Regions from separate parts of the Homo sapiens genome. Here region 2 is linked to region 1. Evidence: read pairs that join two places in POLR2A ChIA-PET (ENCODE). Cell type or tissue: Panc1. All regions are shown on one strand.

Region 1 (2,500 bases):
GAGTGTTAGGCATAAGGGAATTACTCTGAGATCAAAAAGAGACAGTTGATAAGAATGCCATACGGGCCGGGTGCAGTAGCTCATACATGTGATCCCAGCACTTTGGGAGGCCGAGGTGGGTGGATTATCTGAGGTTAGGAGTTCGAGGCCAGCCTGGCCAATGTGTTGAAACCCCGTCTCTATTAAAAATACAAAAAGTAGCTGGGCATGGTGGCAGGCGCCTGTAATCCCAGCTACCCAGGAGGCTGAGGCAGGAGAGTCACTTGAACCCGGGAGGCGGAGGTTGCAGTGAGCCGAGATCGTGCCACTGCACTCCAGCCTGGGTGACAAGACAGGGAAACTCCATCTCAAAAAAAAAAAAAAAATCCCATACAAATTTAAACATTGTTGCTGGGCGCAGTGGCTCATGCCTGTAATCCTAGCACTTTGGGAGGCCGAGGTGGGCGGATTGCCTGAGTTCAGGAGTTCCAGAACAGCCTGGGCAACACGGTGAAACCCCGTCTCTACTAAAATACAAAAAAAAAAAAAAAAAAAAAAATTAGCTGGGCATGGCAGCGTGCACCTGTAGTCCCAGCTGCTCTGGAGGCTGAGGCAGGAGAATTGCTTGAACCTGGGAGGCGGAGGTTGCAGTGAGCCGAGATCACGCCACTGCATTCCACCCTGGGCAGCAGAGCAAGACTCCATCTCCAAAAATAAAAAATTTAAACATTGCTTAAATGCCAACAGTTTATATGGCATTTAGCTATTCCCAACCCTTGCTCAGAAGTGACACAAATGTGTGTGACCATAATATACTCATCAGATGGGGTTGCTAAAACATACACACTTCTCCTCGGCCTGTCATTGCTGACTTCTTCCCCCTGAAATTTTGCTCCTCCTCAGTCATCTTCTGATGATTTTTTTAAAGATAGTAATGGAAGTTTAATTCATATTTATTTTCCATTAGATTCTTTATATGATCATCCTGGCTTGACATGAGTTCCTCCTCTCTCAACTCCTGTAGAACTTAATTTATGTTACTCTGATGAAATGTCATCTACTGCCTTGGCCCATTATTTGTCTATGTATCATAAATTTCCTCTTCCTTGATGTCAGTTTTTCTTGCAAAGTAACTGAAAGGTGGCATGTTTATGTATTTTTAACACAGCTTAAAAACTCACTGAACCCTTTTGTTTGGAATATGTTAAATCAGGAAATTCTGTTACTGAGGATTTAAAGAATGTAGCAGTTGTTCTCTTTGGTCTCGGGATTCCCTTAAAGTTTAAAAATTATTGAGTATTCCCAAATAACTTTCATGTTTGTGAGTATTGTCTGTCGATATTTAATGTTTTAAAAATCACTGAGTACAAAAAAAAAATGATAAAAAATGTTCATGGCTGTGCGCGGTGGCTCACGCCTATAATCCCAGCACTTTGGGAGGCTGAAGTAGGGGGATCACTTGAGCTCAGGAGTTTGAGACCAGCCTGGGCAACATAGTGAAACTTCATATCTACCAAAAATACAAAAAAATTAGCCAGGTGTGGTAGCACATGCCTCTGGTACCCCCTACTTGGGAGGCTGAGGTGGGAGGATTGCCTGAGCCTGGGAGGCAGAGGTTGCAGTGAGCCGAGATCATGCCACTACACTCCAGCCTGGGGGACAGAGTGAGACTCTGTCTAAAAAAAAAAAAAAAGTTCAGCCTGGGTAACATAGTGAGACTACATCTCTTCAAAAAATTAAAAAATTAGCCAAGCATGGTGGCACATCCCTGTAGTCCCAGCTACTAGGGAGGCTGACAGCAGGATTGCCTGAGCCTAGGAGGTTGAGGCTGCAATGAGCTGTGATCATGGTACTGCACTTCAGCATGGGTGGCAGAGTGAGACCCTGTCTCAAAAATCACAATAACCCACAAGCATGCATACTGTTAACTGTGAGAAGAATCGTGGTCACCTCATCATGTTATATAACCTCTAGAAAACTGCTGGACTCTCATAAGAGAATGAGAGTGAACAAGGCAAAGAATGTCTTAGATTGTGAAAATAGTTCTAAACTCATGGACCCCCTAAAAGGGTCTTGGGGACCCTTGAGGGTCCTTGGACTACACTTTGAGAACTGCTGGTATATAGTTACGAGTTTTTGTGTGACTTTTATATCCTTCTGGTAACAACATAAGAATGGAAACATTAAAAACGTCTATTTTCAAAATGCACTCAACAGTTTTCTTTAAAAAACAGCTAGTTTCTAGCCTCTGATAATATTAATGGCAAAAACCACAATTATTTTTGCACCAACCGAAATAGATGTTTATTTTGGAAGGGCAGCTGTGTGTATTTTTGGAGTATCTGCTAGGTGCCATACTGTTTACATTTGCCATCCCAGGAAAGGTCACCAAACTGAGAACAACAACATTTTTGTAGAAGAAAATTATGTAACTGCTCTTTAAGTTCTAGAACTCTTATAAGCACTTGGTGACATGATAACTGGAAAACTTTTTCGTGGTGCAGGTTTCAGAGTTTCTCGC
Region 2 (2,500 bases), 110 kb after region 1:
GAGAACAGGAAGGGAGGGTAAAGGGTAGTATTGCTGGATAGCATGAGCAACAGACAAGTTTTTGGTTGTTTGTTTTTTTATAATAAGCATGACATATTGGTGATTTGGAAGCATTAATGGAGTACAAAAAGGATAACCAGGGATCCCAAGGTCCATGAAGTATAGATGAAAGAGCAGCCTCCTTTGCAGAGGGCTGTAAAAATGGCGTTTTCCCGAGAGACCCAGGTTTCTATGAAAGCAAAAATGGAAGGAACATTCACCGAAGAGTTTGAGGATATAAAGGAACACAGTTTTATGCCACATAATTGAAAGTTAGAATGTGGACCGTGCCAGGGGAGAAGTAGGAAATTGGACCAAGAAGAAGCAGAGAGCAGTGACTTGAGGATAAGAAAACTGAGAAGAATATGGTTTGGAGAGAAACAGGAATAACTAGAATGTGAGACTGGTGAGTTGGTGACATTGCCAGCCTTGTGGTTGCCTGAGAATTGACCCCGTCTTCCCCAGGGGTTGGGCACTCAGGCTGCTACGTGCAGGCAGCCACAACCTGATTTAAGGATACCTCCAAGGAGGCACATCTGCTCTCTGAAAGGGGTCTACTGTGGTCTGGCTCAAAGTTGAGGGCCTCGAAAAGTCTCAGGGGTAAAGGCTCTTGCCCCGACAACAAAGTGGATACTCCCTCATTCAGTTAACAGATTTGTTGAGCAACTAATATGTATCAGGCAATATTCTGTGGTCTGAGGATATACCAGTGAACAAGACAATCAATAAACAAAAATTATTATAAATAAAGTTTTTAGGATTTTGGAAGGTGATAAGTGCTGTGAAAGAAAATAGAGCAAGACAAGGGAATGCTGTTGAAGAGATTGCAAGTTGCAATGGGACAGTCAAAGTAGAATTCATTGAGAAGGTGACATTTGAGGAAAGAGTCAAAGGAAGAGAGGCAGAGCATTCCAGGAAGAACCCTAAGGAAATCTCAGTCTCCATTATAAGGAATATGACACAACGAGCCAGGAATGTGCCCATTAGTCCAGGAGAGAGATGAGTCATCTGGATTCCTTGAAGGAGCCAGATCCTGGTGTCCAAGTGTGACTTTCCTGAGCCGACGTGGGCCTTCTGGGAGCAGATTTAATTAAATGGAAGTTTCATCTATTTCTGCTGGGTGTGGGCAGGTGCTCTGTGCTCTGGGAAAGCTCCTGTCTGCTGCCACAGTGTGGTGTTTTACAGTTGCCATGTGGGCAAGAGCATGGGGACTTTAATGCTCAGTCTAATTTCATAAGGAATTCCATGTGAAGACACAAAAATATGAAAATGAAAGCAAACAACTCTTAACCCCCAGAGCCTTGTGAAAAACCAGGTCATTTGTAATAGTGTATAAACATGGAGCAGTCTAAATATAGCCTGAGGTGAGTTTAACACTTCTAAAACAGCCTGTCAAGTTCCCTAGGGCTGCAAGGGGAAAGCATTTATTGAGCACCTACTATATGCCCAGTGGTGCACTAGGTACTTTCTATGTTACCTGTTCCCACAACATTTGCTTAGATAATCTAATCCGGTATCATGGCTTTAAATATCATCTATATGCTGATGACTCCTATATTTATATCAAGCCCAGTTCTCTTTCCCCACACTCCAGACTCATTTACCCAATTGCTTCCTTCATTTGGATATGTATTAGGCATCTCACACTTAACATGTCCAGAACCAAACTCCAGATTCACACCCCTGCCTCCCAGAATCTTTTCTACCCCAGGAAATGGCAGCTAACTACATCCTTCCAATTGCTCACATCAAATACTGTAGCATCATTTCTTTGACACTCAAATCTGATATCAGCAAACCTTATTAGCTTTACCTTAATATCCTCAGATCCAGCCACTTCTCACTACCTCTGTATCATCACTCTGTCCAAACCACCATCTCTCACCTAATTTTTGCACTCCTAACTAGTCTTCCAGATTTTATGCTTGCTTCTCTGTGGTCTATTTCCACACTGAAGCCAAAGTGATCCCATTAAAATACAAGATAGATCTTGTTACTCCTGTGATCAGAACTCCCCAATGGCTCCCCATTTCTTGTAGAATGAGAGCCAGAACCTTTATAGTGCTCATCAAGGCCCTACATGGTCCACACCTTCGTTTCTTGTTGCTCTCCTTCTTGTTTATTGTTTTATCCTGCGCTCCTTGCTGTGATTCGGATATTCCAGACCTGTTCCCGCCTCAGACTCTTGGCATTTGCTCATTCCCTTGTCTGGAACACTCTTCCCCAGATACCTGAAGAGATTGCGCACTCTCTTGCCTTTTTAGAACATAGTTCAAATGTCACCTTCTTAATAAAGTCTCCTTTGCCCATCCCATTTAAAATCATAGCCCCATCCCCTATTGGCGTTCCCTGTTCCCCTTTACTGTGTCATTTTCTCCAGGGTATCTATCACTCTCGGATGCCACATATGTTTTATTTACTTGTTTATTGTCTGTCTCCATCTACTAGAGTGTTTCTTCTG

Evidence for each region. Peaks named below come from ENCODE experiments on the same cell type or tissue, not always from the same donor. Only the 100,000 strongest peaks of a DNase experiment are listed, where the experiment ranks them.
Region 2: POLR2A ChIA-PET joins it to region 1 with 6 read pairs; 2 of 35 experiments call an interaction of 5 or more read pairs at or near these places.

The regions. Positions count from the first base shown.
Region 1 is chr1:43,713,918-43,716,417 of GRCh38, forward strand. The region is part of intron 1 of ST3GAL3 (ST3 beta-galactoside alpha-2,3-sialyltransferase 3); the gene reads left to right. All of the region lies in intron 3 of ST3GAL3-AS1 (ST3GAL3 antisense RNA 1), which reads right to left. Among named protein-coding and RNA genes, the nearest start is that of ST3GAL3, 7.6 kb to the left of the region's middle. In Panc1, no CTCF peak of the experiment used is centred here; no DNase peak of the experiment used is centred here.
Region 2 is chr1:43,821,189-43,823,688 of GRCh38, forward strand. The region is part of intron 4 of ST3GAL3 (ST3 beta-galactoside alpha-2,3-sialyltransferase 3); the gene reads left to right. Among named protein-coding and RNA genes, the nearest start is that of MIR6079, 16 kb to the right of the region's middle. RefSeq lists an enhancer at 183-1,382. In Panc1, no CTCF peak of the experiment used is centred here; a DNase peak (open chromatin) is centred at 1,003; H3K4me3 peaks cover 192 bases; H3K27ac peaks cover 1,925 bases.